Regions from separate parts of the Homo sapiens genome. Here all the other regions are linked to region 1. The links are chromatin loops, found by intact Hi-C in ENCODE. Cell type or tissue: HCT116. All regions are shown on one strand. Region 1 has its middle 52 kb from the start of LINC02653. Region 2 has its middle 220 kb from the start of LINC02653. Region 3 has its middle 270 kb from the start of LINC01375. Region 4 has its middle 190 kb from the start of LINC01375. Region 5 has its middle 5.1 kb from the start of HTR7. Region 6 overlaps LINC01375 (long intergenic non-protein coding RNA 1375).

The links. A loop is a pair of places that touch in the nucleus more often than their neighbours do. Peaks named below come from ENCODE experiments on the same cell type or tissue, not always from the same donor. Only the 100,000 strongest peaks of a DNase experiment are listed, where the experiment ranks them.
Region 2: it touches region 1 in a loop (2.7-fold over the local background); 3 of 110 quality-filtered maps call a loop at or near these places.
Region 3: it touches region 1 in a loop (4-fold over the local background); 2 of 110 quality-filtered maps call a loop at or near these places.
Region 4: a loop joins it to region 1, with 7 times the contacts of the local background. A loop is called at or near these places in 12 of 110 quality-filtered maps.
Region 5: it touches region 1 in a loop (6-fold over the local background); 3 of 110 quality-filtered maps call a loop at or near these places.
Region 6: a loop joins it to region 1, with 7 times the contacts of the local background. A loop is called at or near these places in 14 of 110 quality-filtered maps.

The regions. Positions count from the first base shown.
Region 1 is chr10:90,590,003-90,595,002 of GRCh38, forward strand. No RefSeq gene overlaps it. Among named protein-coding and RNA genes, the nearest start is that of LINC02653, 52 kb to the left of the region's middle. In HCT116, a CTCF peak has its summit at 3,114; DNase peaks (open chromatin) are centred at 1,839 and 3,109; H3K27ac peaks cover 4,037 bases.
Region 2 is chr10:90,317,063-90,322,062 of GRCh38, forward strand. No RefSeq gene overlaps it. Among named protein-coding and RNA genes, the nearest start is that of LINC02653, 220 kb to the right of the region's middle. RefSeq lists enhancers at 1,950-2,685, 2,686-3,419. In HCT116, no CTCF peak of the experiment used is centred here; a DNase peak (open chromatin) is centred at 2,649; H3K27ac peaks cover 4,715 bases.
Region 3 is chr10:90,225,316-90,230,315 of GRCh38, forward strand. No RefSeq gene overlaps it. Among named protein-coding and RNA genes, the nearest start is that of LINC01375, 270 kb to the left of the region's middle. In HCT116, no CTCF peak of the experiment used is centred here; DNase peaks (open chromatin) are centred at 1,459 and 2,096; H3K27ac peaks cover 4,418 bases.
Region 4 is chr10:90,146,555-90,151,554 of GRCh38, forward strand. No RefSeq gene overlaps it. Among named protein-coding and RNA genes, the nearest start is that of LINC01375, 190 kb to the left of the region's middle. In HCT116, CTCF peaks have their summits at 2,092 (motif pointing right) and 2,292; DNase peaks (open chromatin) are centred at 1,767 and 2,117; H3K4me3 peaks cover 883 bases; H3K27ac peaks cover 5,000 bases.
Region 5 is chr10:90,860,595-90,865,594 of GRCh38, forward strand. No RefSeq gene overlaps it. Among named protein-coding and RNA genes, the nearest start is that of HTR7, 5.1 kb to the left of the region's middle. In HCT116, a CTCF peak has its summit at 2,511 (motif pointing left); no DNase peak of the experiment used is centred here; H3K27ac peaks cover 410 bases.
Region 6 is chr10:89,952,131-89,957,130 of GRCh38, forward strand. LINC01375 (long intergenic non-protein coding RNA 1375) reads right to left here. Exons shown (of 4, transcript NR_110655.1): 2 at 4,085-4,307; 3 at 3,745-3,873. Among named protein-coding and RNA genes, the nearest start is that of LINC01375, 2.7 kb to the right of the region's middle. In HCT116, a CTCF peak has its summit at 2,860 (motif pointing right); a DNase peak (open chromatin) is centred at 2,814; H3K27ac peaks cover 730 bases.

The DNA.
Region 1 (5,000 bases):
CAGATTCACATGGCCTGTTTCCAGTGAGCCCTGACATGACCTCGACAAAGTGTTCCTGGCAGGCACTGACAATGAATTTGAGTTGAAGCATGAGAAAAAAAATCCATTTCCTATCCCTAAGGATTGCTGAGAAGGAAGAACAACAAACTTCGCATGAGCTCCTCACTCTGACCATGCCGGTGTGCTCAACCCAAAGCCTAAAGAAGATAAATTATCCACTTTTTCCCTTTTTGGTTCCCCCACCCTCTTCCCTCGACTCTGACCTGTCCTAAGCTCCATCATTCTTTGGCTATTTGGAAACTGACTCCATGTATTCAGTGCCACCAGCTGGCTAATTAAATAGAAGTGTCTGTCTGTAGCTTTCTCCATGAAAAATATTAATGAAAATGTTCTATTTTGTGTTCTTTCCTTCTCCTAAAAGAAAGTACAACATAATTCCCTTATGATAAAAATGTATTTCACAATTCAAGATGACTGTTCACAAGGCAGAGCTATTGTCTCATAGATGAAGAGACTTGGGTTTGGAGAGGTTAAGTGACTTGCTACATGTCACTCAGCTAAATGACAAAACTGGGCTAAAAGCCAAGTTTTTAAAATTTCAGTTGAGACCATGTTCTGCTCCACCAATATGCCTACCTGAACAGCTAAGATGGCTCCAACCCAGAACAATTAATATCATTGTTGACAGTATAACTCACTAAACATTGGGATAGAGACAAACTGAACATTTTCTGCAGAAGGCATACATTCTCGACAACAAAAATATGTGAACATAGGCTTCATACTTGCTCTTTGAGTTTTGTTTTGTTGTTCCTATTGCAATCAACTTACTGCATCCCATAATAAAGAACTCAGGAAAAACAGGAAGGATTCTGGTAAGAAAGGAAAAAAAGAACTCAAAAGGAAAATGAACAAACAGCAAAAAAAAGAGAAATATATTCTTTTAATTGAAGATATGCTTTAGACACATGATAGAAATGTCTAGAAAACCAGGAGCTCCTGTAAACATAGATGAGACCAAAATGTAAGTTGTTAAGAATAGAGATCTGGTGCAAGAGTGCCTGGGTTTTATCTCTGTATCTACCACTTACAGAAGGTTAGTTAACCTCTCTAAGGTTAATTTCCTCTTTCTGTAAAGAAAAGATAGTAATTGTATAATTTCACAGTGGTTTTGGTACATGCAAGACAATTTATATAAAGTCTTAAGTATAACATCTAAAATTATTTCAAACACTAAGTTAGCTATTATTGTTACTAATATTATCATTTGCACTAGATAGGATTCATATAATGAGGGCTGTTTTCCCTGTTATGCCTCTTCTCTTTGACCTTGTGCAAATCACTTATCTTCATCAAGCTCCAGTTTCATCTTCTGTAGACAGACACAATAACAGCAGCCCTACTTACTTTACAAAGTCCTTAGAAGGATCAAATGTGATAAAATAGTACAGAGTGTTTTGTAAACAGCACATCACCATTCTTTAATCACAGTCTTTTCTAATTCTAACCAGGTCTCATATTAATATATTAGTTAAGCAACTAAAGATTTCAAGGAGTGTCAGGCTGAAATCATCCTTAGCCCTTAGCTGGATGAAATGTGCATGTGTTTATGTGAGAATGGGCTGTGTTTTAATATCCTTCACTTATACCTTTTTATCTTCACTCACAGATGTTGAGTACCCAGTATGTGCTAGGCACTTGAGTTACAATGGGGTCATATAGTTGACAAGGCAGTCTGAGGCCCTGTCTGTTGCATACTTAGGTAAGCAGTTGGAAGTTGCATGTAGGAAGCCAGAGTGCACAGCGGGAGGACTGACGCTTATCTGGGAGGGGCAGGAAAGGAGATTGATGAAAATGACATTTGAGATGAAAGCTGAAGGAGGAGGAAGCATTAAAGACGCAAAGGGGAGGGAGTTTCAGCAGTGGGAAAAACTAGTACAGAGGCTCTGAAGGAAGAACAAATATGAAGCATTCAAAGGACCAAAGAAGACCCATATGAATGGGATTTAGAATGGAGGGTGGGGAGAGCTCAGAATTAAAGCTGGAAAGGTAGGCAAGGGTCAGGTCTAACAGACCAAGTCAGAGGTATTGACCTTTATTCTAAAGGCAATTTTTAAAATCCACAAGTTTAAAATAAAAATTAGCAGTTTGAAAAGATCACTGGCTAACACGATGGGAGGGGCAAGCGTGGATGCAGGAAAAGCAGTGAGAGCATGGGCTACTGTACTGGTCCAGGCAGTGACAAGGGCAGTTCCAGAAAGCACCAAGACAAGGGGGATAGAGATAAGTGGTCTGATTTAAGAAATACTCAGGAGGAGACAGCGCAGAACTTGATGCTGGATAAGCTGAGGGGTAGGAGAGGGAGATGTCAAGGCCAGCTCCTCTATTTCTGCTTTGAGCAACTGAAGAGAAAATGGACTTTGTCTCTGGCAACAAGAATGTAGTAGACAATGAACATGTTTAGTTGACTGTGAAGCATCCAAGTGAATGTATCAAGCCAGCAGTGGAATAGAGTGGCCCAGAATACGTAGAACTTTGAACCAAAGTGAGCTATATTTGTTTGTGGATAAAATCTGTAGAACTCAGGGGAAATGTTCTCTCTAATGAGGGACAGAGAAGAAATGACTAGCAGGAAATGGGTTTCTCTCCTGCTCAAAAGTCAGACACATTGAAGACAAGATCACTACTTTTAGTTCACTCCCCTCCCCTTCTCCATTCAAAAACTGTCACTGCTCTGATGATGTCACCCTTCTCCCAAATGTATTTATATGCACAAATGGGTGTTTATGAAGCTTTCAGATTCTCTTTACTGGTAGGGAACGTAGTTCCTTATCAGGACAACAAAGATTGACATTTGACAGACAGCAGGAAAAACAAGAATTAAAGCAGCAAGGCTTTCTAATTCCCTCTAAAATTATTGGCTTTTTCTTACAAGCAAGGCTGCCAGAGTTTGCAATTGTTCAGAAATTGCAGCACCGAGAGAGTCTTCTGACTGCAGCACCATCTCAGAAGCTTTTTTTGCCCAGGCCAGCCTATGCCCACAGCTGCATTTCTCACTTCTTCTCAACCAGCTCCTCTCACCCACCTCCTCTGAGCTAGTCGCTCATGACCCCTGGGGGCCAGCTAGTGTACCAACAAGAAGCCTAGAAAAGCTTAGGGAAAAGTCTGTGGTTAATGCTTTCCTTATCCTTAGCCCTTCAACTAAATACTCCTGTGTGATGTCAGGCTTTGCTTTTACTAGATTTGTATTTATTGACAATTTGCTAGAGTTTACTTAACTGTAACCTGAAATAATGTCCCTTTCCTCCTAGGATTTTCTTTGGGAACTTAAACAAAATAACATATTCATCATAAACAATAGATGAATAAAAAGGAGATGCTTTTTTCTCTATTTTAGAGTACTCTGTAAAGTTCATGGAACCATCTGAATCAGCATCACCTGGCAGGCTTATAGCAGATTTTAGGCCAGGCGTGGTGGGTCACACCTGTAATACCAGCACTTTGGGAGGCCAAGGTGGGTGGATCATTTGCAGTCAGGGGTTCGAGACCAGCCTGGCCAACATGGCAAAATCTCACCTCTACTAAAAATGCAAAAATTAGCCAGGCGTGGTGGCAGATGCCTATAGACCCAGCCATATGGGAGGCTGAGACAGGGGAATCACTTGAACCCAGGAGGTGGAGGTTTTAGAGAGGCGAAATCATGCCACTGCACTCCAACCTGGGTGACAGAACGAGACTCTGTCTCAAAAAAAAAAAAAAAATCAGATTCCAGAAGCTCCTTCCACTCACATACAGAGCCCAGATTTGTACAGTGCAAGATAGAATCTTATTTCCCCTTGGCCTAAGGAGCCATTTCTACCTGTGTACTGCAAACACTGAAAAACCTGGACACTTTTGGTCTGAGATGTGCATTTCTCAACTTCAGCTTCAAATTGGATTCACCGGGGGAGCTTTGTAATGACACTGATGCTCAGGGCTTCAATCAGACTAATTAAATTAGAACTTCTGTGCATGGGGCCCAAGCACCAGTACTTTAAGAAGTGCCAGGTGGTTCTGTAATATAGCCAGAAATGAGAACCACTGGTTTCTATTTTACTTACTAAGTGTATTAGTCCATTTTCATACTGCTATGAAGAAATACCCAAGACTGGGTAATTTATAAAGAAAATGAGGCTTAATGGACTCACAGTTCCACATAGCTGGGAGGCCTCACATTCATGGCAGAAGGTGAAGGAGTAATAAAGGCACATCTGACATGGCAGCAGGCAAGAGAGCATGTGCAGGGGAACTGACCTTTATAAAACCATCAGATCTCATGAGACTTACTCACTATCATAAGAACAGCACAGGAAAAACCCACCCCCATTATTCAATTACCTCCCACCACCCTCCCACAACATGTGGGAATTATGGGAGTTAAATTCAAGATGAGATTTGGGTGGGGATACAGCCAAACCATATCACTAAGCTACTTGAGAATTCTATCACTGCTTTAAAATCCATTAATATGTAGCTACTCCCCTTCTCTTTCACTGGCAGTCAGTCAGCCTTCTTCCATCTTGGATACCTATCTCCTTTTTAGTATTAGAACCTTTACAACATAGAACAAGCTAATTGCTCCACCCAATATTTACCTATAAATAGCACTGCCCTATTGACATTCTCCTGCTTAGAAATTCTGAGTGCATTGAGGCCACTATGAGACAGGGTTGGATCTGGGAGATAGTCTTGACCCCCCAGCTTCAGGAGAGCAGGTAGAGTCTCCTCCTCCACACGCTGACCAGGTAGACATTGTGGCACTGAAAGGGAGTCTGGCAGGTAAAAAGGAGCTCATAACCTTCGGGAGGACACCTGTGTTGAGGAATTGCTTATATCTAAAAACAGCTTCTGTAGCAACATACCAAACTCTGGCTTTGTATAGTCTGTCTTAATTAAACTTCAGTTGCAGCCTAATGGGATAAAATGGGATAAAAAAGGTAAACTAACAGAAGATAATTGCT
Region 2 (5,000 bases), 270 kb before region 1:
AAAAGGAAAGGTCCAGATAAAGCACGTGATAGTAAAAAACTTAGAAATTTGGAGCAGAAAGCCTTGGGTTGTGGAACCATTTCTGGCTCTTACCAACTGATACAAAAACCTCCAACATGTAAAGCCTCAATTTTCTCATTTGCAGAATGGGAATAATGGCACAAACATGGTAAGGTTGAGGTGAAGATTAATGAAATGACATACACGCCTCCCCAACAGGCACCAGCTCACTGATCTCAGCATGCAGCACTTCCTCTCAGCCCACTGGCATGCCCTTCCTCTGCAGGGAAGTGGGGGCAGAATGATGTTTCCAACCTTGTGCCTAGTAACTCTGCAATGCGCAGCCTCTGCCACCCACACCCACTGGCATAAGCTCCTTGGGATGTCTCTCAGGTAACTCAGAGTTCTAAAACTTCAGACACAACCTTGAAGTCCTGTAAATGCAACACAATGGCATAGCGTAGGAAAAGAGAAAAGAAATGAGATGTATCTAATAAATGTGTGTGGGCAGAGAGGTAGGCAGGCATTATCTTGAAGGAATGAAGTCTTAAGGGTACAGTTTTTCTACGTCTCATTAATATTCTTGATATTCTAAACATCAGCCTTACTTTTTTAGTAAATAAGAAAGAATAAAATCATGATTTGTTCACGTTAGCATATCTCACATGCTGTATTTCCATTGAATGGCTTGTGTGCAGGGATAAAGAAGCATAAATAACTTTAGATCTTGAAATTCCATATATTTCCAGTTCCAGTAATAATGCTAATAGCATAGTAGAATTTTATAAAACATTTTTCATATGTATTTCTCACTTAATCCCATCAACAACTTTCTGACATGGACAAGAAAGTTATATCATTATTGTCCTCATTGCATAAATTAGGAAACTCTGACACATCCAAATCTGTTAGATTATGCTGTGCAATGAACCCCAAACTCAGTAGGTTACAATGACAAGGGTTTATTTCCCACTCACATAAGTGCAGTTGTAAACTACCTTTGACTGTGTCCTACATCTTCTTGATTCCAGGATCCACACTGAAGAAGCAGCCCTTTCTCCGTTGTATGGCAGAGAAAAAAAGAGCAGTGCTGGAACCACATATGGCTCTTAGAGCTTTTGCTAAGACTTAGCATAAAACACTCTGTTTATATTTCTTTCACTAAACCAAGTCACATATCCAAGCCTGTTGCTAGAAGCAGGGGGAGTATAATCCTCTTATAGGGAACAGAGAGGAATTGGGAACAACAACTTGCATATAAAGGTAAGTATCAGAGCTGGAAATAAAGCTAAGATTTTCTGATCTTTAAATACAATACTGTTGGGCCTAGCACACTCTTGCGGTGAATGAGCATAGCAGGTACATATAGGCAAATTATGAATTAGTTTGTAATTTTTAATTTCAGAGAAGATATGCAGCTGACGATAAAATTTGAGGGTCATCAGAGTACAAATCCTTCGTAACCATGAGACTAGATTATTTGTAGTTTATGGTAATAATAAAGCCAAAAGTGTGACCTTGGAGGTAAATGGGTAAACTATGGTTGAGAGATAGATTCTTGAAAGATAGAGTGTCAAGGAACTTAGAGATTAAGACATTGAAAGGATCATCGACATGAATATTAAAAACCACCAAAAATGATGGCAATAATAGAATTGGAAAGAGTTCATTGAGCCAGGCTCTAAAAGCTTTAGGCAGTGAGAGAGTAATCTGGGGATCTGAAGAGGAGCACAACTAGAAGGACCAGTCGGTGTTCTAGTTGGATGACCTGTTGTGTAAAGCTCTGTGTGTGTGTAGCAGTAGCAGGAAAGGGGAAGTCAGGAAATGGGAAAGAGAAGTGGTCTGAAGTGGTGATGACAAGGAAGGCATATAACAATCTCCTTCAGAGACCAGCAGCAAGAGGGTTTTAGAGAGAAAATACCCTCCACTTAGGGGTTCTACAAGGAAAGCAGTGAGCTTAGGGTGACCCAGTTTTTAGCAAGATGGCAAAGGAAGCATTCAGAGAATAGTCTGAAGATACGGGAGATTTTGCTCCCGATTGATCTTGAGTCTAAGAATTTACAGTGGAAGGGTTTCAGAGCTTGAAGTAGCATGGGCGATGGATTAGGAGTTATTTGTATGAAGTGACAGGAAGATAAAAATCTGAGGGATAAAGGATGACCTGGGAGTCTGGGCTGCTCTGGTGATTCGAAGCAGAAATCAATGGCACCATGAGCTGAGCCTTGATGGTGCTGAAGCAGGTGGTAATGATAAGTCTGTGAGTATTCATGAAGGAGAACATGTGGGTGTCTGAGTCTCTGCTGGTGTGGAGTCAAAGAAAAGGCCAGGTTTTATCTGCACTGGCCAAGGCTCTGGGGTTTCCTTCTCATTACTGTAGAAGTCACTGCATATCCTATTTGTATTTTATCCCCAGTGCCATCCAGTGCACAGAGATGAAGCTCAGTAAATGTTTGTTGACTGAGAACAGTCCCTGTTTACGATAAACTAATAATAAACATTTGTTAAATTTGAAGACTGGAAATAATGTACATGAAACAATTGTGAATAACTTGGCATGTCTGTGGAGTTTTTCATACCAGATGCTGTTAAGCTTCGCATGGCAGAATGATCTGAGAATGAGTCATCACTGACTCATGGATCCAGCTTGTTTCACCTGCAGCGCTCACTTTAAGTCACAATGACCTTTTCTGACTACTTGTAATGGCAGCACAGTGGGGACTGCAGTTCCTGGAGAGTGCACCATTAATAGAGTAGTTAGCCAGTACTGTTTTGTTGTCCCTCGGAGTAAAAGGGAAAGTGAAGCAAGAGAACAGAGATTTAATACTACATATTTTTTCACTCAATTGAGAAATACAACTGAAAAAAAATATATATCCTTATAAAACTTACTGTTTTAAAAGCGCAGTCCTTGCAAGTTGATTTGGGTGTTTTCAGATAGTGAAAAACTTTTAAAAGATATTAAATTATTACTTTTACTTATGAAGAATAAAAGGTAACATAGAGACATAGAAATCAAGAAATCCTCGAGTATTTTCTTTAGAAACACCCCGATTAGAGAAGGAGTTTCCGTTTTTAAGAGAAAATTAAACCAGATGACCTTAAGTCCTTTTTAACACAAGTTTGTATTAATACCAATTAATAAATTAATCAGATTTGAAAGATTTGTGGACAAATGCCTTTATAACGTTCTTAACTGATATGGACTGAACTGTATGCCCCCCCTTTCCCCCTGGAATTCATATCCTAAAGCTGTAACTCCCAGTGTGACTGTATCTGGAAATAGGGTCTTTAGAAGGTAATTAAGGTTAAATGAAGTCATAGGGAAGGATCCTAATCCCGTAGGACTGTGGCCTTAAAAGAAGAGAAAGAGATGTATGAGTTCCTTATATATTTTGGATATTAAACCTTTATCACATATGTGGTTCGCAAATATTTTCTCTCACTCTGTAGGTTGGCCTTTCATTTTGTTGATTGTTTCCTTTGCTGTGAAGAAGCATTTTACTTTTATGTAGTCCCGTCTGTTTATTCTTATTTTTTGCTTTTTTGCCTGTGTTTTTGGAGTGATATCCAAAAAATCCTTGCCAAGGCCAATGTCAAGGGGCATCCCCCTGCCCCATCCTTTTTTTTTTTTTTTAGACAGACAGGGTCTTACCCTGTCACCCAGGCTGGAGTTTAGTGGAGCAGTATCACAATCATAGCCATGGCATCAGACTCCTGGGCTCAAGCTATCTTCCTGCCTCAGCCTCCCAAGTAGCTGGAACTACAGGCATGAACATATAAACCTCCTAGGAGTTTTACAGTTTCAGGTCTTACATATTCCGGGCTGTGGGGGAAATGAGGAGATGTTGGTCTGGTTGAAGAGTACAAACTTTCAGTTCTAAGATGAATAAGTTCCAATATACAGCATGGTGACTATAGTTAATACTTTATTGTTTATTTGAAATTTGCTAAAAGAGTAGACCTTAAGTGTCCTCACTTCTCTTGGACAAACCAAAAGTGCAACTATGTGTGGTAATAGAAGTGTTGATTAATTTGATTGTGGTAATCATTACACAAAAATATACGTATGTCAAATCATAATGTTGTATACTTTGAGTATACAAAATTTTTATTTGTCAATTATACTTTAATAAAGCTAGGAGGGAAAAGAAGATGAAGAAAGAAAGACTTCTCTGTCTTCACCATGTGAGGACACATCAAAAAGGTGGCCGTCTGCAAGGCCCTCACCAGACACCAACCATGCTGGCACCTTAATCTTGGAATTCCAGTCTCTACAACTGTGAGTCATCCAGTTTAGGGCATTTTATTATGGCGGACACCTACCCACCTTTCTAGAAATGATGCTTGTTTGTTTCTGAAGGAATAATAGAATCATAACTTATTATTGGTTAGGAGCTGAATTCTGAAACATTGTACAACAGTAAAAAATTTGCCATGGAAATATTTAATTATTTTAAGAAATATTAAGAGACATTAAGATCCTCCCTCAGACTGCTAACGTCTCATTGGTATGGACTGTGCTTACTGGTGCATCACCAGCATACTGAGTGAATGAGCAAAGGCATCCAAAGAATCAGCTGAATGGTAAGGGATTGTGAAATAAGAAAAATTCTGAATAATATGTTGCCTGAAGAACTCACATGAAATTAAACTTTTAGCTTTCTTCAGCAACCATGTTCATGTTGAGTGTGGCTCAGGATATCAAAAAATATAAAACTCATTTGTGTTTTTTATTTTTCTGATTTACTACCAAGGAACAATTTTCTAATTTACTACTAAGTCAGTATCAAGACTATTTCCCTTGGATCAATAAAGACAATCACATTTTAATGCCATTGTAGATTTAGGTACCTGAGACTTAGTATTACCTGCAAATAGATGTCACCACATAAAAAGGTTGATTGCACACAAGCAAATGTAAGTATACTAAACAGCACCAAAACTGATCCCTAGTCATCCCCATGTTACTTTGACATTATTCTTATAAGTTTATCATCTAA
Region 3 (5,000 bases), 360 kb before region 1:
CCTCAGCCCCAGGCCTTAGGGGTTCAACCTTTCCCCAGAGCAAATGTTTTTTTTTTATGAAATAACAAGAACTCAGTGTTATAATCAACAGATGGTAATAGCTGAGCAAGTTCTAATCTCATAACACTGAAGAAATTGTTCCCAGTCTCATTCTGTCATTCCCATTTCATCATTTTCTTCTGATTTGTTGAGTTATTGCTTAATCTCAATAATTTACTTATTTTTCAGAAGGATTTGTTAACAATACCTTCTCCCCCCTCGGAGCACTCAATTTATATATATATATATATATATATATATATATATATATATATATATATATATATATATGTTTTTCAAATTTAAAATTTCTGGCTATGTACAATTTTAGTTCTCCATGAAAGATTTGTCTTCACTATGACTTGCAGCATTTCTGCTAAATTTTGTATAATGTCTTTGCAACATATTTAAAAATTCTTTTGAAATGTTTGTGTACCATTTGCAGCAGTGTATGGAAGTTACTATGAGAATTACCTTAAAATTTAAAACAGAAGTGAAAAGTTTTGCATAATTGGAAGGACTTTCTGATATCAAGTTTAAAATGTTAGGATTTTAACATAAGCTATATCTATGTGTGTAGGTCTGTTCTTATTTGGATATAATTTTTGAGATTATCACTGGAAATGTTATTACGTCAGATTTTCTATGTCAGCTATGCTAATATCACTGTCAGAAAAATTTTACAAAAATTCTCCAGGGTATACATTTTATGGAGTGTGCTTGGTTAACAAATTCTCTTCTCTGAGCACTAGCAACAACCAAAACAACAGCATTGGCAATCATTGAGTGTCTGTGTGCTATGAACTCCACCGGGCATTTTACATATGTATAATATATCCCTGTAGGATTTTACAACAATCTTACAAAATAGTTATTATAATTCCTATTTTACACATAAAGAAACTGAAGCTGAGAGCAATTAGATCACTTTTTCAGGGACTTAAAGCTAGTGGTGGCAGAGCCAGCATTGAAACACAGGTTTGTTTACTCCCAGAGCCATGTTCTTGATAATTATATTGCTTTAACAATTTTTATGTATTTTAATTTACACTCTCTGCAATTCATACACAAGGGTTCTTGACATGGTGACAGGACAGGACAGATCAAGACAGAGGCTCTCCAAGGCAGTGAAAAGACCCTTCCTATCTCCTCTGGCTTAACCTGGGTTTATGCTCCTTTCCTGGCCCTGTTGGTATAATCGGCAACATCTGTGTTGTTAGAGGGTGGAGAGCGCATGGATCATCTTAGCTCAAAGGTAGGTTCTAACAGCATAGAAGATGGAGTAGAGAAAAATAAATAGTGTTTTTTTTTCTCTCTGCTACTTACTAGAGCCATGCTATCTAATATGGCAGACACTAACCACATGTGACTTTTGAGCACTTGAATGTGGTTAGTTCAAATTAAGACGGACTGTAAAACATACACCCCCTGCCCCCAGACATCATATTTCATTAAGGCAACATAAAAATGCCAATTATCTCATTTATAACTTTTATAATTATTGCATTTTGAAGTAATATTTTTTAAAACATTAGCTTAAATAAAATGTATTACTAAAATCAATTTCTCTTGTTTCTTTGTATTTCCTTCAATGTAGATACTAGAAAATTTAAAATTGCATATGTGGCTTGCCTTTGTGGTTTTCATTATATTTCTGTTGGGTCACATGGTCTCAGAGGGTAAAAGACAGGAAGAAAACATTCCTATTTTTCACAATTTGCCTGCCCTCAGACCTGAAACCTTGAAGATAAATATTATCAAGCTCCTATTTTCCTGAAAGGGAGTAGACAAATCCAGCTAACTGCAATTTCTGGCACCATAAATAAATGACTTGTAGACAATTTTAATGTGTTTTCTAAAAATATTTCTTCCATATATGTGGCATGCAGTCCTGAATAAAGCTCCTGTGGATCAGGCAAGTTCATTTTTGGGTCACTGGCACTTATGTATCCACCATTATCTTGGCCCAATCTCATTATATTATGCCAACTTTGAGGGAAGAACTGAGTCATCACCTTCCTTTGTAATTTCCTAGACAATGCTCCACTCATAATGGGTTTTCAGAAACATATCTACCTGATCAAAGTCACTCGCCCACTCATTCACCACAAACCTCTGATGATGAGATTTGTTTTATTCCTTGTGATTCATCTTGGTGAATGTACCATGCGGTTTTGAAATAAATGTGTTATAATGCAGATGTTGGGTCTACTGTTCCCTAACTTTTAGATCAAGATAGCTGATAGTGTTGTTCAAGTTGTCTGTTTTTACTGATGTTTTTGTCTAGTTGTTTTATCAAATGGAGTATTGAAATCTCTAACTATGGTGATATAATTATCTTTTTCCTTTTAATTCTTTCAATTTTTGCTTCATGTAAACAAGCTTTTCTTTTTTTAATTGACAGATAACATTGTATGTTTTGATCATGTATAAAACCATATCGTGTTTTGAAGTATATATACATTGTAGAATGTGTAAACCTAGCTAGCAAAGAAATGCATTACTCACATAGTTACAACTTTGTGGTGAGCATTTAACATCCACTCTTCACATTTTTCAAGAATACAATATATTGTAATTAACTATAATCAGTTTATTGTACAATAGACCCCTTAAAGTTTATTCCCCCATCCAACTCATCTAACTGTAATTATGCATCCTGTGACTAACATCTTCCCATATCCTCCCAACCATCCCAGCCTCTGGTAACCACTATTTGACTCTCTACTTCGATGAGATCAACTTTTTAGATTCCACATATGAGAGAGAATATGCAGTAATTATCTTTCTGTGCCTGGCTTATTTCACTTAACATAATGTCCTCTAGGTTCATCCATATTGTCACAAATGGCAGGATTTTATTATTTTGTGTGGCTGAATAGTATTCTATTGTGTATATATACCACATTTTCATTATCCATTCATCTACTGGTAGATATTTGGGTTGATTCCACATCTCAGCTACTGTAAATAATGCTGCAATAAACACTGGAGTGTAGATATATCTTTGGCATACTGATTTCCTTTCTTTTGGACATATACTCAGTAGTGGGATTATAGACCATATGGTAGTTTTATTTCTAAATTTTTTAGGAACCTCCAAACTGTTTTCCATAATAGCTGCACTAATTTTTAATTCTCACCAATAGTGTGTAAAGGTTCCCTTTTCTCTACATCCTTGCAAACACTTATTATCTTTTGTATTTTGGATAATAACCATTCTAAGTGGGGTGAGGTGATATTTCATTGTGGTTTTGATTTGCATTTCCCTGATGATTAGTGATGTTTAACATTTTTTCAATACCTGTTGGCCATTTGTGTATCTTCTTTTGAGAAATATTTATTCAAGTCTTTTGCTCACTTTTAAACTGGGTTATTTGCTTTTGCTATTGTTTGAGTTTCTTATAAATCTTGGATATTAATCCCTTGTCAGATGTATAGTGTGCAAATATTTTCTCCCAATTCTGTAGGTTGATTTTTTTTACTCTGTTGATTGTTCCTTTTTCTGTGCAGAAGCTTTTTAGTTTGATGTAATCCCATTTGTCTATTTTTGCTTTTGTTGCCTGTGACCTTGAAGTACTATCCAAAAATACTTGCCCAGACCAATGTCATCAAGCATTTCCTCTATGTTTTCTATTAGTAGTTTTATGCCCTCATTTTTAATGCTTTATGTTTTTGTGGTATATATATATATATATTTTATAACTCTTTACTTTCAAGTTATTTGTGTCTTTATATTTCAAGTGCATCTCTTAAGGATAGCATTAAGTTGATTGGGTCTTGCTTTCTTATCCCCCTGATAATCTCTGCACTTTAACTGGAAGTGCTTCATTCATTAACATTTAATGAATCATTCGTATGGTAAGATTTAGGTCTGCCATTTTATTACTTTTTTATTTATCCCTTCTGTTTTCTCTTTCTCTTATCTCCATTCCTTGCCTAAGTACTGAATATGTATCATATTTTAATTATAATTTTTTTATTGGCTTTTTGGCTAAACCACTATTTTTAGTGGTTGTTCAAGGGATTACAACATACACTCCATTCATTTTCATATTGCTATGAAGAAATACTCAAGACTGGGTAATTTATTTAGAAAAAAAGAGGTTTAGGCCTGCCACCTGTTCCACTCCATACTACCACAGCTGATGCTCTCTTGAAAGCACCACCTTCCAACAGGAAGCCAACCAGCACAAAAATAATGCATTAATCAACCAAAGCTAAGAACCCTCACAGAGTCCATTTCACCCCCCTGCCACCTCCACTGAAGCAGGTCCTGGTATCCATGACTAAGAGACCCACAGATTGTTCACATCACAGGACTCTGTGCAGACAACCCCAACTACCAGCCCAGAGCCTGGTGGACTTGCCGGGTGATTAGATCCAGAAGAGCGATAACAATCACTACAGCTTGACTCTCAGGAAGCCACTTCCCTAGGAAAAGAGGGAGAGTACTACCTCAAAGGAAACACCCCATGGGTCAAGAGAAACTGAACAACAGCCTTGAGTCCTAGACCTTCCCTCTGACAGAGCCTACCCAAATGTGAAGGAACCAGAAAACCAACCCTGGTAATACGACAAAACAACATTCTTTAATACCCCCCAAAAATCACACTAGCTCTCCAGCAATGGATCAAAACCAAGAAGAAATCCTGGATCTATCTGAAAAAGAATTCAGAAGGTTAGTTATTAAGCTAACCAGGGAGGCACCAGAGAAAGGCCAAGCCGAATGTAAGGAAATAAAAAAAAAATGATACAAGAAGTGAAGGGAGAAATATTTAATAAAATAGATAGCATACATAAAAAACAAAACTTCAGGAAAAATGGATGCACTTACAAAATTGCAAAATGCTCTGGAAAGTCTCAGAAATAGAATGGAACAAGCAGAAGAAAGAACTTCAGAGCTTGAAGACAAGATTTTTGAATTAACCCAATCCAACAAAAGACAAGGAAAAAACGAG
Region 4 (5,000 bases), 440 kb before region 1:
TCTCACCCTCCTCTGATTGTCCCATCTTCAAATAGTTGTATGTTTCCATCTGTGTGTCTGCCTGTCTGCCTGTCTGTCTGTTCTACCTCTCTCAATTTGCTAAACCTCAGGTTTTGGCCATCCTGCTATTTTAGGATATATTCCTGAAGAGTATTGTGACAGATATTTTTAGGGAACAGTGTAAGACTTGATTCTTGGTTTCTAAGAGCTTGCAGTCTCCTAGAAGGAATAAACCAAGTGGACATATAACAGAAACTTAAGGCTGTATTTAATAGACTATTGGTAAGGGTGAGTGAGGGCTTAGTGGCTGTGCTTGAATTCTGTGCTTGTCTCTCCCACTGACTACCTGTACAACCCCAGGCAAGTCCTTTGATCTCTCTGAACCTCGGTTCTTCATTTGCAATACAAATTAATTACATAGGGTTTTTGCGATGATTAAATGAAGCATAGACTATTTAGTACAATGCTATTTATTGCTATAATTAGTATTATAATTTGTGTTCAACGAGATGTATAAGCAATGACCAAAGTGGTCCTTATAATCTTTGTTAATGGTGGATTGGCTCCACTGCCAATAATAAAATGCATTAGGTTTGGGTTTTTATGCATGTACATTAGGATAGACTGCTTTCAGAAATAAAGCTAACCAAAGGCTCCTCAGCACTCACCAGCATTATACATATGGTAAAGTCATTTATTTTACACGAGTGATATGGCCATGATTAAAAAGAGATACTCCTGAAACTTCTTTCCTGTGGTAGAATATGTTGCAGTAAAACACCTGCACTGTTTCAAATAATTCCTATTCAAGTGTGTTGCCTTTCCAGAGCCGCAATTTATCCAGACCAAAGATAGTCATGGTCACTGCCCTGCATATGTCATCATGTTTGCTGTGTTTGGTCCCAAATACACCAAACTCACTCAGCTGTTTGCAGGTTTGGCCAGTATCTGTGCTTAATGTCTTCCCAATTTCTATTATAGAGGGTGATACCTACCACTTCCCCCTCTTGCTGCCCCTTCTCATTCCAGCAGAAACACCCATGACTCACTTGAGTTATGGAGGAAAAGGAATCACAGTCTTTAGAATTTAGGGTACCAGAAGAGGCCAATCTGCTTTAGGACTTTGGCAATCTGGAGTTCCCAGTGGAACAGGAGAGCAAAGGAGATAAGTGAAAGAGGCCTATAATCAGAACATCAAAGTGTCTTGTAGCCCAAGTTCTGATTTACTTCTTATGCTAGATGAATCACTGAGACTTCTGTGGCCTCAATCCACCCATCTGTATAGTAGATGTATTGCACTGTAAGGTTATTTTATTCACCACCTCACCCATTTAATATTATAAAGAGCCTACTCTGTATTATGCATTGTGTAGAATATGAGACACAGTTACACACACACCACACATATCATTGCTCAGAATGTGTTGAGAGCCACAAAAAGATAAAAAAAAAACGTGAGGGGCTGCAGTTGTTCTGCTGTGTTTCTTTAAGCTACTTCTTAGTTCTAGGCATTAGGGCCAAATCTGTGATTTGTCTCCTCAAGTTCATCCACATCTCATGGATCATCACTACGTTTCTGGGACTCTGTTGTCTCCTATAAAAAATGAGAGAAATTAATTGAATAGCTATTTCAAAGGATTTTTTTTTCAAGAGGGCAGATGGAGAAAGGTGAGGAAGATTAAGGGAGAAAATCCATCTGGATGAATCATTCTGTGGTCACATATCCATATCTTATTTGTCTCCTAAACTCATTGTGAGTTGGGCAATGAAGATATTCTTGTTCCTTTTTGAACTAGAAGAAAATGAAGACTCAGAGGCTGAATCATGTTCTGAAGGATAAATCAAGGTCCGGATGCTCAGTACAGTACTATCAGTACGATGCACAAAGGAATCTATGTTAATTCCTTAAACGCAAAACTCACCTTTGCCATGATTTTAACCTTCTTTACCAAATAAGCTTTGTCAGAATTAGCTAGTCACAAGCATTTTCTTCTCCTAACTTATAATGCATGTAGTAGAGAAGATAATGTATCGTGCTATCAGTTTTTTGGTGAAAAATTTTCATCCAAGTTGAGGTTGGAGTGCTTAGAATTAGCTCAACCAGAGGATGTTTCTTCTGCCAATAGGTGGCAGAGTGAGTAAGCTTGTCTGAGAATGAAAATGAAATCTGAAAGAAGGGCACTTGGATTGGGATCTCCTGTTGAATCAACCTACAATGATGATGTACCTACAGTGCAAAGCCCACCACAAAGCATGGAAGACTTGAAAAAGACACCATCTCTTTATCTTTTGCAGTTCGCATTTAGCAGATCCATAAAAGGCTTTTTCTTTTTATAACAAGAAACATTATGCAAATGGTTAGCAGAGCAAAAGAAACATAAAGAGCGAAATACAACTATGTTAAGTAAACTATACATTTCTTATCTCTTCTTGATATAATGCATTCCTTAGTCCTAACTCTAATATTGAGGAAACCAAACTGTGCTTATAAGGAACCACAAAGAAATCAAAAACAATAAAACCCCAAAACTCTGACTTAGACTCAGGGGCCCCAGCCTTCTCTAAAGGAATAAAGTGCCCTCTTCTTTTCCTGACTATCCACTGATACTGATAAATGCTAAAGAGTTTTCTCTGGAACAAGTTGTCTTTCTTCTATTCCTTGAATAACCAAAGGAAATTCAATTAAAACTATTTATAATTTTATATAAAGAAGAAATAACTTGTGAAATATATTTTTTACTTGTCTATTTGCCTACTGAATTATTAAAAGGAAAGAAATGGAAGATGAAAATACTGGTGAACTCTTATTCATCCTCCAAACCCAGCAAAATTGGGGTCTCCCTAGGGAAGATTCTTCTATCTCTTTGTTTATCCTTTCTTCTGGGCTTCTAAAGCACAGTGTACCTTTTGACATCACATACATTTATCAGGCTCTTTTAATAACTTTTAAAAAATCTTTATATTTTTCTCAACTGAGATCTTGGATGTCATGAAGATGTAATTAGTTATCTTGATTCTCAGTGCCAAATGCAGGAATCATATATTAAGTATTTATGAATAAATGATGTACAAATAGACAAATGGTTAAAAAGGAAGGATTGAGTAGTTTGTAAACTGCATCTTCATTTTTGGATGAATATGAAAGCAACTATGCAGAAATTATGAAATGACAGACAGCTTGGCGGCATCAGTTTTGTGACACATCAGCCATCACATATTTTAGAGCCATATCTGAGTTCATATCTGACCCTGCCACATTCTAGAAAATAATTGAACACCTTTGAGTTTGTTTACTCATAAAATGGGAAAAAATAGTCCTTTACAGAACTGTTACTAGCTTAAATTGCTAATAAAAAGCTTTATACAATGTGAATATACATAAGGTATGATGACTATTACTGTTATCTCTGTGACAAACCACTTTCTCTTTTAAGTGGTATTGAATATCTTTACCAAATTGCAGCCAAATTGGCAAACAAATCAAAAGTAGTTTTTGTTTGTAGTTGTGAGAAACAAAACAAGTTTTTTGTTTGTTCTCTTTTTTGTTCTTTTTTTTTTGATATCACCTTGGTTTTGCTACCAAAGAAGTAAAGACAATTTTGCAGATGAAAAATTGCTGATTCATTGAAGAAAAAAAATGGTTTGCATTTGTTATTTATTTTTATGATTTACTTTAATGGACAGTTTGTAAATGAAAAGGGCTTATTTTATTTTATTCTTATACTAAATTTTAGAAGGTATTTTTATAAAGACCCTGAATTGTGTTACCTCTCTGATAGGTCTTAGATACTTTTTTCCTCTGGAAGATTTATAAATTAATAATTTGATAGGCTATAATTTAAAGTATGACTTTAAGTTCAAATTGGGGCCTGTGAAATTTTGAGAGTGGAGAATCCATTTGGGTAAAGAGAAAACACTCAAAATACATTTGTGATTTGTAAAGTTGTTTACAGAATGATTCAAAAACTGCGTCTGGGTACTCAGAGATCCAAGTCTAAGTTAAATTGTCTGTGATACCCACGGCTGTGCTGTCTCCTTCTTTCAGTTCACTCCGGGGTCAGGTTAGCTGCATCCTTAGCCTTTGGCATGGAATGTGCTTTGATGAACAAATGTCTCATCAAACAGCCAAAATGGTAGAACTTGCGTACTTTGAGGTCAGACACCATGTCTTAACCATAATTAAAAGATCATGAAACAATAAAAAGTAGGTGACAAGATCACCTGCTGGATTCACCTCAATTCTTTAAAGTTACTTCTTTGAGGGCATGCAGCTTGCAAAGCCCATGCTTTAAAAATGCACTGTGATTTTCTCATCCCCCACCCCCTGTCTTAGCTGTATCCAAAGAAAATTTTTATCCTTATTTTTGTCTGTGGAGTGAGATTTTCTTTTCAAGTGCTTGGGAGCTTTCCATGGTGTCCTGTGGATGCTTCGAAATGAAGCCCTCTCTTTTTAAATCCTTTCCTTTTCTTAGACAGAATTGCCTCTTATAATGTCTTCTTTTTTACTCTCAAAAAAAAAAAATCAAAAGAAAGGAAGAAAAAGAAGCAGAAGGAATCCAGTTGGAGACTGCAGCCCAGGTATTACAGAGGACAACTGCTGTAATTGGTTGTTAAAAATGGCACTGCAGTCATTTTCTCCACTGATGGAAAATCGACTTTTCCTCTTAACGTTTTCTTCTGTGGCTAGGGAAATTAACAATTTAATTGATTTTAATGAAATGACCATTTAAACATGCTCAAGTACTAGCTTTAAAGAGAAACAAAAGCATTTTGAAGCATCTCTTCCTTAAACCAAATTCTTATGTAATTTGAATGGTGCAGTGTGTGAATGTTGATATTTAAATGCTAAATCATTCAGATTTGGTTCTCAGTATAATTTTTTCTAATCAAGAAATATTCCAAAGATTTAGCGTAACTTGTAGCCTATTGCGAGGACAATCGGAAGTGATTTTTTTTTTTGTTTTGTTTTGGTGTTTTTTGAGACAGAGTCTTGTTGTGTC
Region 5 (5,000 bases), 270 kb after region 1:
ACAGGCACATGCCACCACACCTGCCTAATTTTTGTATTGTTTTTAGTAGGGACCGGGTTTCACCATGTTGGCCAGGCTGGCCTCAAACTCTTAACCTCAAGTGATCCGCCTGCCTCAGCCTCCCAAAGTGCTGAGATTACAGGCATGAGCCACCAAGCCTGGCCTGGGGTCCCTTTTATGAGGGTACTAATCCCATTCAGGAGGGTTCTGCCCTCATGACTTAATCATCTCCCTCTCCCATCTGACAAAGTCCTAATGTTCAGAATCTATAACTTAAATGAAGGAACAAGCAAGAAACAAATAACCCCATTAAAAAGTGGGCAAAGGACATGAACAGACACTTCTCGACAGAAGACATACAGGTGGCCAGCAAACATGAAAAAATGCTCATCATCCCTAACCATCAGAGAAAATGCAAATCAAAACCACAATGAGATACTCTCTCACACCTAATGCCACCACAATGGGGAGCAGGATTTCAACATACCAATTTTTTGGAGGAAACAAATGTTTATTCCATAACAACTTTTAAATTGTGTGACATATAAATACAGCAAATAATCATTAAAATACTATTTTTTAAATTACTACCTCCTTCATTGTCAATATAGCATCAAGTCCAAGCTCCCTTTTTTATAGAACAGTCACCTCTGTTATATTATCCCTAGTGATGGCTGAGTGTATTTCCTAAGAGTTGCTAGGTTTCTAATTTATAAGCTGTCACAATGCATAAACATAGTTATTGAAAATCTCGGCTTCTGCAGCATTACTTTGCTTATGTTGAGTTTAAATTTCATCTATCATTGTGTTATTCCAAAATCCTGACAGAGCAATCTGGAATTCTTTCAGTTTCCCTTTAACCTTCACTAACAAATAATTGTGTCCTCATAAAAATGCCAAAATCTAGTGTATACTTTTCTGTAATTTTCTCACAAAGAAATGCCAAAGATATAGCTTCACAAAATATTCATAAAATATCTAAATATTCATCTAAATTTGTTGTTTGTTCTGCCCTTAGTTTTCTGGTGTTTAAAAGCCATATCAAGGTGTTGCTTCCTTCTTCCCTCCCGCTGCCCACCCACTCTTCAACAGTTATACCAGAGACAGTAAGTAAAGTGTTGGCATCTAAATCAAATCATGTCTTTATTTTCTGTCCCTTTTATTCCTAGCATTTAAAAAAATTACTGCTTTTAAAAGTACTAATTCTTATCTAGACTCTCATTGCCTACAATAGCATTCTCATAAGATTGTCAGTGAGGGCACCTGAGAATACAGCTTTCTGAGGTTTCCAACTGGCAATCTGGCAATCTCCTGCTCTAAGAACTGCTCTCGGAGAGTGCAGAAGAGCTGTGGAGTCCTACATCATAGTTACTGTCTTTTTATCAGCCCTTCTTCCCTCTAGGTACTCATCTAGCTCATCTAAATGCATATGCGTAATCCCATCTATGAAAACCCACACATATCCCTCCACAGGACATAAGCTTAGGATAGTTTGTTTTCCCATAAACCTTCATACCCTGACAACCTAGATGTACTTTAAGAAGCACAAAAAAAGCTTCCTAAGCCATAGGGTTCATTGGCAACTCACTAGTCAGTCAAGCATGCTGATATCATGTCTATCGGGGGTCTGATGGCCTCCCATGCCCAGTGCAGCGGACTTCCACAGGGCCACTCTTTCATTTCTCCAAATTTTTCAGTCTCTCACATTTGTACCCCATTTCCTCACTCAACTAGACTAATTATCTGGGTGTCCCTTGCCCCCAGAATTGGGTGAGAAAAGACTAGGGAAACTAGAATGCTTAGACAGTGTAGTACTAAGAGTATTGTAAGTAAATATCCAGATACTACCCTGTGGCCTTTATTGGGGCTACAGATCACTAATACAGAGAACACACATGCTAGAGACAGGGACTCAAATCCATCAACACAGACATTTTTGAGGCCCAGTTAGGATAAAAGCAGTTAGTCTGGGACACCTGAATGTCTCCTTCTCAGTGACAGCACCCCTCGCCATAGTTAATTTCATTCTTTGTAGGCTTTTAAAGCACTTTTAAATTATATTTATTATAGTACTTACTGTTGCATTATGCTTCATATTTCCATGACTGTCTTCCCCATTAGACTGTGAACTTATCAAAGGGAGGGATATTTCCTTACTCCTGCCATATACTAGGTGTTCAATAAACATTAGTCAGTTGAACTGAGTGTAGAATAATGCCTATAACCAAGAATCATTCATGTTGTAAAGTAATTCTTCAGCCTAAAAGTGAATTGTGTTTTGTTTTAATTTAGACATACTAAAAATAAAAACATTTTTTCTTTGATTCTTTCCATTTAGAAAATTTTCATTCTCTTTACAAAATAAAGGTAACCTTTAAAAAGTTTCCTCCAAACAAGATAAATGAAAAATCAGACAACAGCTACATCCAAGAGCCCTTATTTATTTTATTAATCACTCAATTTTTCTTAACCAGGACTGTTTTCGAAATGTATGTGGTGCATGCATACCCCCTAGTGGGGAATCTATTCAGCAGCACAAATTCCACAGAGACAACTTTCATGGAAAGTTTTTATCAATGAACACATTTGACATTGTCAGCTCCCAATCCTTCCTGAAAGATTTCTAATGAGAAGAAAATTTAAATTCCTCAATTAAAAAATAGATTAAAGTAGCAATCATTCATTGAGTCAACATTAATTAATGAGTGTCTAATGCAAACCAGATATTGTTTTAGGAGCTCTGTTTTAAAAGGACACATTAAGTTTAAGATACTATTGGATTATTCAAGTGGAGATGTCAGCTATGCAGATACAATTTCAGGGGAAAATCTCCCAAGAGGAAAAGTAGTTACAGAAGAGTCCTGAGGATTTAACCGTGGGATGCACCAACATCCTGAGATCTTGGAGAGGAAAAGAAACCAACAAAGACTGAGAATGAGGGGGCAGTCAGGCAGGAGAAGAACCAAGAGAAATTGGATATTTAAAGTCAAGGAAAGAAAATGTTTCAAGGGGGTAGAAATTGACTGAGTTAAGTGCAAAGTAAGGCAAGAACTGTTTCAGTGCAATGGTAGGGGTAAAACAGATTGGAATGGATTCGAGAGATCAAAAGACAGAACATGGCAATTCAGAAGGTGGACAACTTTTGGAGTAGTTTTACTCAAAAGGGCAATCAGTAATTGGGGCAAAATCTAGAGAGATTTGTGGTATTTCAAGATAATCAAAATAGAAGTAAGGCTTTCATTGAAGAAGTGATAGGACACATCTTATTCTACAGTTTCTTTAGAATTTTATGAATCCTTCTATATTCAACAAAATGATATCTTAAAGTAAAATTACCATCACAGTCATATCCCATTTCTAGGAAAAACTATGCCTAATCCATTATTTTATTTGATTTGTTGCGACTTTTTTTCTCGAGATGGAGTCTCGCTCTATTGCCCAGGCTGGAGTGCAGTGGTGCGATCTTGGCTCATTGAAACTCTTCCTCCCGGGCTCAAGCACCTCTCCCTGCCTCAGCCTCCCAAGATGCTGGGATTACAGGCTCCTGCCACCACACCTGGCTAATTTTTGTATTTTTAAGTAGAGATGGGGTTTTGCCATGTTGGCCAGGCTGGTCTTGAACCACTGACCTCAGGTGATCCACCTGCCTTGACCTCCCAAAGTGTTGGGATTACAAGTGTGAGCCACTGCACCCAGCCTGATCCATTCTTTTAGTCATTCAATAAGCATGCCCTAGCTACATATTAATAGGCACTGTGCTAAGTGCTGGGGTCAATAAATAAGGCAGGTTCTCTGCTCTGCAGATGTTCATTGGTAGAAGAGACAGACGAGTAAATAATTACAGTACAATGTGAAAGTCTCCTAATATAGGTATGAACCAAAGGTATGAGAGCCCAGAGGAAAGAGGTATTAGCCCTGCTTGGAAAGACCAAAAAATTCACAGAGCTAACATATCAGCTCGAGTAGAAAGTTCATTAGAAGACTGAGGAAAGGAGAATGCAACGCTGACAGGGTCCATAAACACATGGAAGACTTGCCATAGCTGTGGAAAATGGCAAGGGTAGACCTTTGGGGAAGATCACAAAGAAACCTGTGTGCCATGCAAGGTAGGTATGAGTTTTACTCTGCGCAAGAAGGGTCACATTATTTTTCTAAAATAAGTTGTTGACTGACACTAATTGTTCAATAACACATTTAAATGTTTTTTCAAATACTTAAAAATCTAAAAATGATTCTTAGCTTGCGAGGCATACAAAAACAGGTGGCAAACCGGATTTCACCCATGGACCATAGTTTACTAATCTCCAATTTAGACTAATTACTGGCAAGATATTTGTAAAATTCTAGTGTTCCAATATTATCATTTTAAGTTCTCAATACAATGCACTGCTGTTCAAAAACTTCCTTTTGTAATTTTTATTCGCACTAGCAGTAGCAATTGAAAAAGGCAAATTAAGCAATATTATCATCAAGTCTAAAGGTTTAAATCAGAGTGTCTTTTTTGGATCATAGTCTTCGACTTCACAATTTGGTGCTGCAATAAAGGGTTAGTCCATAATTTTCATATCTGAAAACCAGTTTCAGTGCAAAAAATGGGCTAGATCATTCCTACCCAGATGAGTTTCCCAAAGATGTAATTTTGTTATATATGAATAAATCTGCTTATATGATTTTTTTAAGGGGCAGGGGTTATATCATCAACCACAAGAACCAAATCTTTGATTCAGCCATCACTGGTGAGCCAAGATGGATATTTTAACCTTGATGACATTAATAAGTAAATTTCTTTCAGCCGCTCAAAATTGAGTTCTCAACATCCACTGTAGCTATTTGGAGCATGAACTGTGTGGGCCATGGTTAGTGCCTTAGCTATTATTGGTATGGCTTTTAAATTTAGAGCTCAAAGTGGTTTCTTGTTAATGGTACAATAAATTGGCTTAAATTCTGTGTCTTGACAAAATCTTGTTACATCGTGCTTATATTTCATAAGTCTGATGGTA
Region 6 (5,000 bases), 640 kb before region 1:
GCCATGTCAGTGCCTGGGTTCAGCCCTGACTTTGCTCTGAGATCGGAATGGGCACCAAGAGCAGGCAGAAGCCAGCAAGAGCAGCGGGAGCAAGCACTTCCCACTTCTGAGCTTGTGAGGGCAAGGAGGGCCTTCCTTGGTCCCCAAAAGTACAGGGATACCTGAGTCCACAGCTGTGGTTTGGGCAGTTGCAGCTGCACCCAGAAGAGTGGGGTTCCCACCTGCTTCTGGGTCCTGAGAGCACAGGGATGCCCAGGTTTGCAGCCATAGCTTGGTTGGCTGCAGTGGTACCCAGGGAGCCTCTGCCTCAATTTGGAAGGGGCAGGGCTCTCACTTGTCCCTGGCTCCTGCTGGCTCCCTGGAGTGTGCAGCCCCAGCGCTGTCTCCCTGCAGCAGCCAGTGTGATGACAGCAGCTGCTTTAGATGGCCTGCCACTGTCATTACCACTGTCCTTACTCATGGCACAAGGATGTAATTTCTATATCTTGTCAATGCCTCTCAGTGAAAACTCTGTTTAAGAGTCCTGGCATCTGGACTGGGCATATACCTACTAAAGAGTACCTAGTTAGAAGAAGAAAACTTGCAACTCCAATTTGCATTCACATCAAGCAAATATCCAAAGAGATAGAAGTTGTCTTGTAAATGGCAAAACACTAAATATAGCTTAAAAAACACCAGGGCATGCTCAAAGTAAAGAACAGCTGAGATGTAACAGCTTACAACTCCTTTTTTTTGTGTGTGTGTGTAATTGTGTGAGTCAAGCTAGTGTCACAAATATTAAATTATTCAATTAGCAGCACAAGATTAAGCCCATAAAATGTGTTAATGTGACACATCATTTCACAAATGGGATTTTAGAATGGCTTCCTGGGATTCTCCAACATGACAAAAATACCCATTAACTTTTACTGCAGCCTGTCTTAAGATCAAGGCAGAAATCAACTCACAGTACAAGGAAGAATGGGAAGAGGTGGTTGATAGTCAATGTTCTTGAGCAGTGGTTTTGCTTTTGTAAATTGCTTTGTTACTTTCTAAATTCTTTTCAGATATACAAATAAGCTGTGTCAGTTACTTAACCACTTGACAATAATGTCTACTATTTACTGAGTTCTATTCTGGTGGACAAACCGTTATAAAAAAGTTAGTTTTATGCAATGTGTTATTTATTATATATTATTTGTCATATGCCATTCATTATTCATATGTCATTCATTGTTTAGTAAACATTGGAAACAATCCACCTACTGAACAGCTTGGAAATGGGTTAAGTAAACTAGGATGTGTCCACCTAATAAAATAGCATCTGGCTATTACAGTGATATTAACAAAGAGTTTGTAAAAACAAATGAAATAATTATTACACTGAATGAATAAATTAAATTATAAAATCTTATTTTTATAAAATATTAATAGAGAAAAAGACTGGAAGGAAGCATTCCAAAAGGTTTACATTATTTGCCTCTGGGTTGTGAGATATGAGGATTAGTTGTTTTTCTTCTTTTTTCCTTGGTTCCTTCTGTGTTATTCACATTATCTGCCATGAGTGTTATTTTCATAATCTCCAACCAAACTAAAAATCTTATTTAGGAGGCATTTGAATTATTCATAAGTACCAATGGAAACTTCAGTTAGCATAGATAGGTACCATTATGTTTGGGTATTCAAATAAAGTGCAACATCATGCAATTTTAGTATTTTCAGTAAAAGTGATTTGTTCAAAGTATAAAAAAGTATGACTTAATTATGGTCTTTATCCAAGTTCCATTTACAGCACAAGAATTAAGAGTGCCTGAATTGCATATTGACTTACTGTCGTGCTTCCACTGTGTGAGTGTAATGTCTGGGAGCAGAGCCTTAGGAGACACTCTTCTGCTTGCTGCTCAGGTGCTTTTCCTGGAATCCCTATGCTGCCCTCCTGCACCCAGCTCAGTCCCACTCCCACTCCCACTCCCACTCTTTCATGACTCCTCTTAAAGGTCCTTCCTTTAGAGATGTCTTCCCTCACTCCCCTTCTCACTCAACGCTTAGGTGCCAAAGGAAGGTCATCCAACTAAACACCCTGCCAGCACTCTGCATTTTTCCCAGCTGCTCTTTCCACAATGAGTTTGTATCATGATCCATGTAATTTATGTGTCTGTCCTCCTGCTGTACTTTAAGCTCCATGAAAGGAAGGACTGTGTCTGTTTGGTTCCCTGCTGCATTCCCATTACCTAGCACAGAGTCTAACGCATGAGTTCAGTAACTATTTGTTGCATGAATGAGTGAATCCATCACATTTTAGAGATACCATATGTGAATTTCGAATATGTAAACATCCCCATGCAATTAAAATCTTGCTTGAAGGAGAAGCCTGGGAATTGGAACATGATAAGAGTTGGTTGTAGAGTGGAAATGTGAGGTTGCACCTCCCTTCAAACACATTAGCATTTGTGTGTGAGTGTGTGTGTGTGTGCATGTGTGTTAGTCTATTAACCATATTCTATAGTCACAACCGAGGTTTAGTAGAGGCATAGAATTCTGGATGAGTGTGAAGGCAATGGACTAGACTAATTGGGTTTGAAAACCAGTCAGATATTTACTAGATCTCTGAATATGGCATGTCATTTAATACCACTAAGTTTTGGTTTCTTCATTTGCATAACTGCGCTGCGGTACCTATTTAGGTTGTTGTATAGATAAAACAAGATAATGAACATAAAATGCTGAACATAGAGCTCTGAAGAATTGTAGGTGTTCAATAAGTCTCTTCAGCAACAGCAGTTATTGTTATTCCTACTACTTTGTTATTAACAATTTCTAAAGTTAACAATTTTCTGAAACAAAAATTTCTCAGTGACCACTAGATGGCATTAAGGTTAATTTAAAATATAGACAGTATAGCCATTATTCATATCAGTAAAAACTTGTGGTGAAAAGTAATTTCATACATTTTGCTTTAAGTTGTGGACTTAATAAGTTGTGATTTTGCATTATTTTATGTAGAAAAATCCTATAAGAGATTATATTTGTTTCAGCTTTGTTTCCATCAAGGATTCCTCATGCTGCTTCTCTTTATCTTTTTTGAAGTAGGAAAGTTATTGCTGAAAGTTCTGAATGATGCTGCAAAGTAAATGGCCCTGTGGGTGCACTGAGAACAAAATTACTGTTTTGTAGTTGCTGTATGATGTACTGAGGGTCAACAGCATGCCAAACTCAATGGTGACCTGGAGGGAAAGACTCTGTGGGTTTCCCAAGCTGGGAGCTGAAGACAACAGGATAGTGACTATTTCTGAAACAGATGAGTGAATAAAAAAGTGCCTGGGTAAACCCAGGAGAAAACCCAGTCACTCTGCACCCTTCTCAAGAATGCTGCACTGTGAGGAAGGTATCTGTTGTTTCTTAAACTTTGCAGAATGAAATAAATGAGCAACAAAATGCTAATACAAATATTCTCTTCAAAGACACTGGTGGACTGAAAAATTTAGTATTGCTGAGTTTCTTGTTGTGTTGTATCCATTAATTGTGGATATATCATCAAAGTTGTAGAAGAACTATATATTTAGGGTATTGTTAGAAAAAAACTAACTTAGATAACAAGTAGATTTTGATGAGTTGCATGGCTTCCTATAGGCAAAGAGGTACCATGAAACTTTACTGAAATGGAAAGATTAGTTTGTCATGATGGAAATGAACCTGAGTTGGGGAACGGTCAATTTGGCAATTGTGTTCAATCTGTGAGGTAGATTGCCAAATGGTTCAGCTTACCTCCAACTGTGAACTCCATGAGAGTGTCAGAGGCATGTGCATGTCACTTCTGAATCTCCAAAGCTGAACCTGCAGATAGCATATCTCCAAAGATGCCTACACCATCATATTGTGCTCAATAAACCTTGACTGAAAAATAAATGATAAAATATCTAGTCAGTTAGACCAGATAAAGGAATCCCATTGGGTATCAGCAAAGGGGTTCTTAGTCAAGATGGTATAGCATGTTCATAACAGGACACTCCCCTTCTCTTTCAAATACATAAAAGAATATACAACATAAATAAAAACATAAAGAGGGATAAAAAGGCAAAGTCAAGTTAAAAAATAAGGTAAATACCTATATGAACCAGAAATGGAACCCAAGCACAAAGTAGAGAGTGAAGCTGAAGACATCGAATGCTTGGCTGTCCGTTTGAAAACAAAGCAGTAGAGTTGGGAGTTTTGCTCTTCTGGATACACAAAGTAAATGCACTCTTTGTGGGATGTGGAAATGGGCCCAGGCCCACCGCTTGCATGTAACTCCCAGAGATCTTCACCAGAAGAGTGATTCAGAGTGCCCTCTAACAAGAAGAAAAGTGAACCCACCACAATCTAAATGTCTAGGTATTAGTCTTATAGGCTTAGAAAAGTGATTTCTTTTCTAATATAGAAGCAAGTTTTTCTATTTCTAAGAAGTAAGAGCTATAAAATATATGAGTCAGATTTATATACAGCACAGTAGTGTTGTTTAGTATATGCTCATTTATGAACCAGTTAAAATTATTATTCCCAGAATAGTTAATTACTATTTTTGGGAGAAACTGAGAGTAAACCTGAATTTCATAATGAAAACAAACTGAACAATAGATGACAGAAGTGTTCAAAACAAACTGTAAAAATTCTATTGGATTCTAATAATAAGCAGAAATTATAACAATAGCTTGTTATAACTGTGGCAAACAATACCAGCTTCCTAAAGATAAATGGCATCAGCATTTAAATGGTCTTTAGAAAATCCAACATTTTGAAACAGTTAATACTTTGTCTACAACTTCATTTTTAAGTATGCTGTTCCTTTTGTCTTGAATGTCTGACACTGCTATTCATACTTCATGACCTAGTTCATTAGTTTCTTTTATATGTATCACTAGAAAAGTGATTTTTTTTTTAAAAAAAGCAAATTTAGAAAGAAATCATCATTCGGATGATTCAGATAAGGCAAGCTCCCAGACATTACGTTAAAAACCTCCAAAACCCTAGAATGCAAATACAGC